Regions from separate parts of the Mus musculus genome. Here region 1 is linked to region 2. A link is a loop called in an ENCODE intact Hi-C map of the cell type or tissue named here. Cell type or tissue: heart. All regions are shown on one strand.

What was found. Hi-C counts contacts between places; a loop is a spot of excess contacts. Peaks named below come from ENCODE experiments on the same cell type or tissue, not always from the same donor. Only the 100,000 strongest peaks of a DNase experiment are listed, where the experiment ranks them.
Region 1: it touches region 2 in a loop (4-fold over the local background); 14 of 42 quality-filtered maps call a loop at or near these places.

The regions. Positions count from the first base shown.
Region 1 is chr3:27,862,418-27,864,917 of GRCm38, forward strand. No RefSeq gene overlaps it. Among named protein-coding and RNA genes, the nearest start is that of Gm26040, 4.4 kb to the right of the region's middle. In heart, a CTCF peak has its summit at 1,117 (motif pointing left); a DNase peak (open chromatin) is centred at 1,084; H3K4me3 peaks cover 1,233 bases; H3K27ac peaks cover 2,345 bases.
Region 2 is chr3:27,708,769-27,711,268 of GRCm38, forward strand. Fndc3b (fibronectin type III domain containing 3B) reads right to left here and starts at 1,684. Exons shown (of 26, transcript NM_173182.3): 1 at 1,578-1,684. In heart, CTCF peaks have their summits at 1,334 and 2,486; DNase peaks (open chromatin) are centred at 493 and 1,713; H3K4me3 peaks cover 2,500 bases; H3K27ac peaks cover 2,500 bases.

The sequences.
Region 1 (2,500 bases), 150 kb after region 2:
CCAGGTGAATAGGCCTTTCTGTGCATGTCTCCAGAAAAGTCAGGACAGCAGAGTCATAAGACATTTGTTTCAGTCAGAAAAGGGCAGATGTAGCTCTGCCTAGGGATTGGCAGTTGGACACTGAAGCAAGGTTTAAATCCTCCTCCTTCCCCTTGGACCAGCCACAAGACAGTCAATAAATAGTAGTGAACCCTGACCTAGGTCTAGGGAGAGTCTACCATTCACTTCCCAGACTCCCCACTCCTGTTCTCCAGACTCTCCCCTCTCATTCTTCCCTCCACCTCCCTCTCCCTCCCCCCAACCCCCAATCCCTGTTACCCTCTCTTCCAAGGTGCTCTAGCCAAGGATATTAACAAAGAGGCAGGAGCTGAGCTAGGCAGGCCCTTCCTCTGCAGATTCTGGGACTTGCTGTGGCTGTCAGGCTTCTCTACTGTTGTGATTGTTTTTGTTTTTGTTTTCTTCCTTCATGGAACTGGATCGCTGCTCTGGTGTCATTTGCTTCATTGCATTGCAAGAAAATGATGTCATACTGTGGGGCCCTGGTCCATTTCCCAGCTTCTAACCTAAGTCTCCTGACCTTTCTCATCTGCCTGCTCTTGGAGAAAATGAAACACATTGAAGCATACAGGTCAGCAAACCTCAGGAAGGCCTCTGCGCCTCCAGGATGGGCAGGAACGTTAATGACCCCCACACAGCCTTATCTGGTTGTCACATGGCAAGGACCCCCTGCCTGAAAAATGGGGGAAGGAATGGCTTCGGGTTGTGCTTGCAGTTTCCTGGCAGAAGCCTTTCTTCCCTTACGGTGGCTTTAATTACTAGTGTCGGTGTTCAGTGTAATTCTGGCTCCTCCCATGGTTTCTGCTCTTTGTACTAAAGTCTGTCCGAAAACTTAAATCTTACACGCTGCACTTGTGTCTTCTTGTCTGAGGACCGGTGAGCCCTCAGCATGAGTGACATTATGGAATTACTTCCTGGCATGTCAAAGGCTGAAACTGCCCCGTCTTTCAGGATTGTGGAGAGCCAGGCTTGGACTGGATCGCTGCTCTGGTGTAAGTTTTCCTCTGCCAGGAAACCAGTGCTTGCGCATCATTTGCATACAGCCAATGAGAGCCATCTACTGTTCAGAGGAGGTTTTGGAGCTTGTATGACGACATCCTGGAAAAATCTCAGCTGGGGAAAGGCGACTTTTCCCCCCTCTCCCTAAGCCCCATCTTAAATAGTTTCCTTCCCACAGCCCATATGTCCACATTCAAAGTAAGAAACCCAGCCCATTCTCCTGCCCCGGCCCCTGTCCCTAGCTCAGGAATCTCGACAGCCACACAAAACTGGAAATTGGCTGTTTAAAACGAAGGTGCCATATTCGTTCCAGTCTGTAAACTAGACATTTTTTGGCACACAGCGCTGAAGAATTAACCCTTTGATTTCTCCCAGACAAGGGCACAGTAAAATGCCTGTTCTTTTCTTTGTGACCAGAATGGCAAACACCAACCTGTTGCAGTTCTTAACATCGTGAATGGGGTTCTGGTTAACCTAAGGCATATACGATTGTGCTATTTCACATAATTCCGCGAAAACTGGATAATGTTCAGGTTTCTGAAACTGTACACATTTCCCCCAGATTTTCTTCCCTCAGTTCTAGAAAGCAACTATTGGACTGTCCATGTCTTTGAGGGTGTGGTAGCACCCAGAGATCTGGCTTGTTGGTAAAATGTCTGAAGGTCAGCTTTAATTATTTCAGCACTGAGTGGGACACAAGAAAGCAAGATGTAGGTGCATGAATAAGCAGGGTGCCCCATACTGAGGGGAGAGCTTAAATGTTATTAACTCGGACATTATACTAACAAGTCCCTACGTGTGCAATCACCAGACCACGGCTAGAAATCTTATCGTTCCATTACGGGGCAGATAACAGTGTGGTGATCGAAGACCCGGGGCCTGGGAGACTTGCACTGGATTGCTAGATAGCAATGTTTCAGCCCTGTGCCCTTGAAGAAGTCACGAAGCCTCTCCCAATCACAGATATCAGATCTGCAAAATGAAGGTGTTTATGTCTTATGTCTGAAGTGTTATGTCTAAAGTGTTTACTCTGAATGTGTCCGTTTTCAGATGAGTGGGATCCATACTGACTGATGTTTGAAGACATGTACTAAGTGTGTGGAACGAAGCTCGAAGCCTTGAACTCTTACATGATGCGTCTGTGTGATGTGTACAGGTGTGCATGCACCACACTGCATGCGTGAAGTCAGAGGACCAAGTTGTGGAGTCAGTTCTCTCCCTCCCCATCAAATGGGTTCAACAGAACTGATCACAGACCTGGCTGTTAGAGTCCAAGCTGCACCACCGGGCTTTTTGTTATACGTTGAATCCCATTGATTCTTTCAGCAAGACTGAGTTAGCAATTCTGATGATCCCTATTTGACTAGGAGGAAATTGAAGTCTGTCTTAAAATGGAAGAGGAGGAAGCTTCCCTGCTGATTTGAAAGCCCAGTTGAGTTTCTGA
Region 2 (2,500 bases):
AACCAGGAGAGGTGCTGGTGCTCACGCTCTGCATTCCTTTAGAAGCCCCAGAAGACAGAAGACGGGCTCCTCCAAACATCCCAGGCTCTGATCACAGCTATTTTTAAAGGGTCTTAAAAGATTACCAAAATGTCTTTCTGGAACTGTATATACTGTCATTAGATGCTACCAGCCCCCACCCTACAAGATCTCGACAGTGCTAACAGATGCTAAAGGAACACGATCTTGTCACACAAACGCTTTTTCTCATAAGCATCAAAATAAAATGCTTGAAAAGCACATGCAAGTTTAAGGACAATACTAAGAGAGCAACTTTTTAAAACAATAATCAACGAGGCCTCACTTTTAGCCAGGCTGCCGCGTATCTCGCGTCTCGGTAAGCATGAACTCCGGTTGGCCCTCCTGGCCAGAAGCATGTCCAGGGACTTTACCCTCTTCAACAGCTGCTCCCAGGGAGCCAGGAAATTTACTGAACCCAGTCTTTACTGCATCCACAGTCAGCCTCCAACGAGGAGCGAACCAACAGCCCCCACACCAGTCACAAAACCAGGTCAGAGTTGCTATGCATGCATGCGCTGTGTGGCATAACTCAAGTTCCCAGGGTCCCAGCCGATACTTGGAGATGCGGGAGCGCCACGCACTCAAATCTGAACAGAGCAGTGAAATTTTGCTCAAAACCTGACTTTCTTTTGTACTGTTTTGTTGTTGTTTTAAAAAAGAATGTTATTCCAGAATGGATTCCTTTTCTTCCGGGTCTGTCTGCTCCTACTAACTCTCTGCCACAACCAGGGTGCCTCCCCTTTCCCAATGCCCCACCTCTTGCCACATTTATAAAAAAAAGAAAAAAAAATGGCACATTCCCTCTCCCCTAGCTTCTCCTAGTAAGGCCTGGAAACTGGAGGAAATTCAAATCAAATTAGTTGCACATTAAAAAATAAACAGACAAGCAATCAAGGGTGCCCACCCAACAAAAGCCCTCGCCAGTTCCAAAATATGATTAAGCCTGGGAGGGAAGAGGGGGAGGGGGACTAGCCGGGATGGAGATAAACGTGTGCATTTTTGGCCCCAGCGTCAGCCTCATCGCGGCCAAATTCTACATTTTGTTTAAAGAAAACGCTGGGCCTGAGAGAAAAGAAAATAAAAAGTTGTAACTTTTAAGGAAGTCTGCAATCCGCACTGTCTGGATAAAATGCCAGTGCTTCCTTCGTCTGGGATCGCCGGGTGGGAGCCGAGATTCGAAAAATCTCCAACCCCAGCCGTTCTCTCCGGGAAGGCGCCCGGCCAGCGGCGCCGCCCGGCGGCCCAGCCAGGTCTCCCGGGACGCTCGCAGAGTCCCCCAGGCTCCCCAGGCCGGGCGCTGGGGACGCTAGGCGGTCACGGCCCCGGGCCCCGGGCCCCGCTTTCCGCGAGGACTGACAGGCCCTTCCCACGGCAGCTCGTTCCTGCCTGCCATCCGAACCAGACGGTCCCCGCGGCCCGCCCAGCCCGCCCGCCGCCTCGGGGCGCGGATTCCACCCGCTGGGTCTCCCGGCCGCCCCACCCCCGGCAGGGGCGCCCCTCGAGCCTGACCGACTGACCCGCGCTCCGCTGGCCCACACGCACCGGGTCGTCCTCTGCTTCCCGCCGCGCCCCGCTCCCCCGCCCGAGCCTGCAGCCGCCTGGCTCGCCGAGTCCAGCCGCGGCCGCCGGTTCCCGCCCCCAGCCCGGGGGGAGCCCAGGGGGCAGGACGGGGAGGGAGGACGTGGCGCGCAGAGGTGGCCAGAGGCGGGCGGGGAGTGTCCCCAAGAGGCCCCGGCGGGGGCGGGGGCGACCGGTCGCCCAGGGACCCTCCCCGCGAGCATCCCGGGTCCCGGGTCACAGCCCGGCACCCCCAAGGGGGCCAAGGCAGCCCCGAATCCCAGCTCTGCGCGCACGCACGCCCTCCTCCCTCCACCATATGGAAATCTACAGCCTCCCAAAGTGACACGTCGAAGATTCCTCGGCCTGGCCGCGCGCCCTCCCCCTCCCAGGCAGCGGTCCTGCCGCGGGGATCTGGGCGGGGGAGCGGATTCCTCGGAGCGACGGCCCGGGGAGGAGGGGAACTGCGAGCCCCGCATCCTCCGCTTTCTTCCCGAGCGAGCGGGGGCTGGAGGGGTCGCCCCCTACCCGGCCGGGAGCTTCGGGCAGCCGAGCGGTCGGGGCGCGACCGGGACTCGGCAGCCAAGTTTTCCTCGGGCATCCCCGAGTGCTCCGGGGCCGGGAGCGCACTCGTGCAGACTCGGAGTCCGGCCGGGCTCCGAAGCGCAGGGACCCGAGAGCGACTGTGGGTGGCACGTCCCCCGGCAGCCCGCCGCCGCTCCCGCACGCCTTACCTCCCCTCAGGCTGAAACGGGGCTCCGGGTGCCCGCAATCCGGGTCGCCCACGCCGTCCCAGCCAGCCGCCCGCGGGATCCCCGCCGTCCCCTGCGCCGCTCCCGCCGCTGCTCTCCGCCGCCTCCTCCGGCCGCCGCCGCTGCTCAAA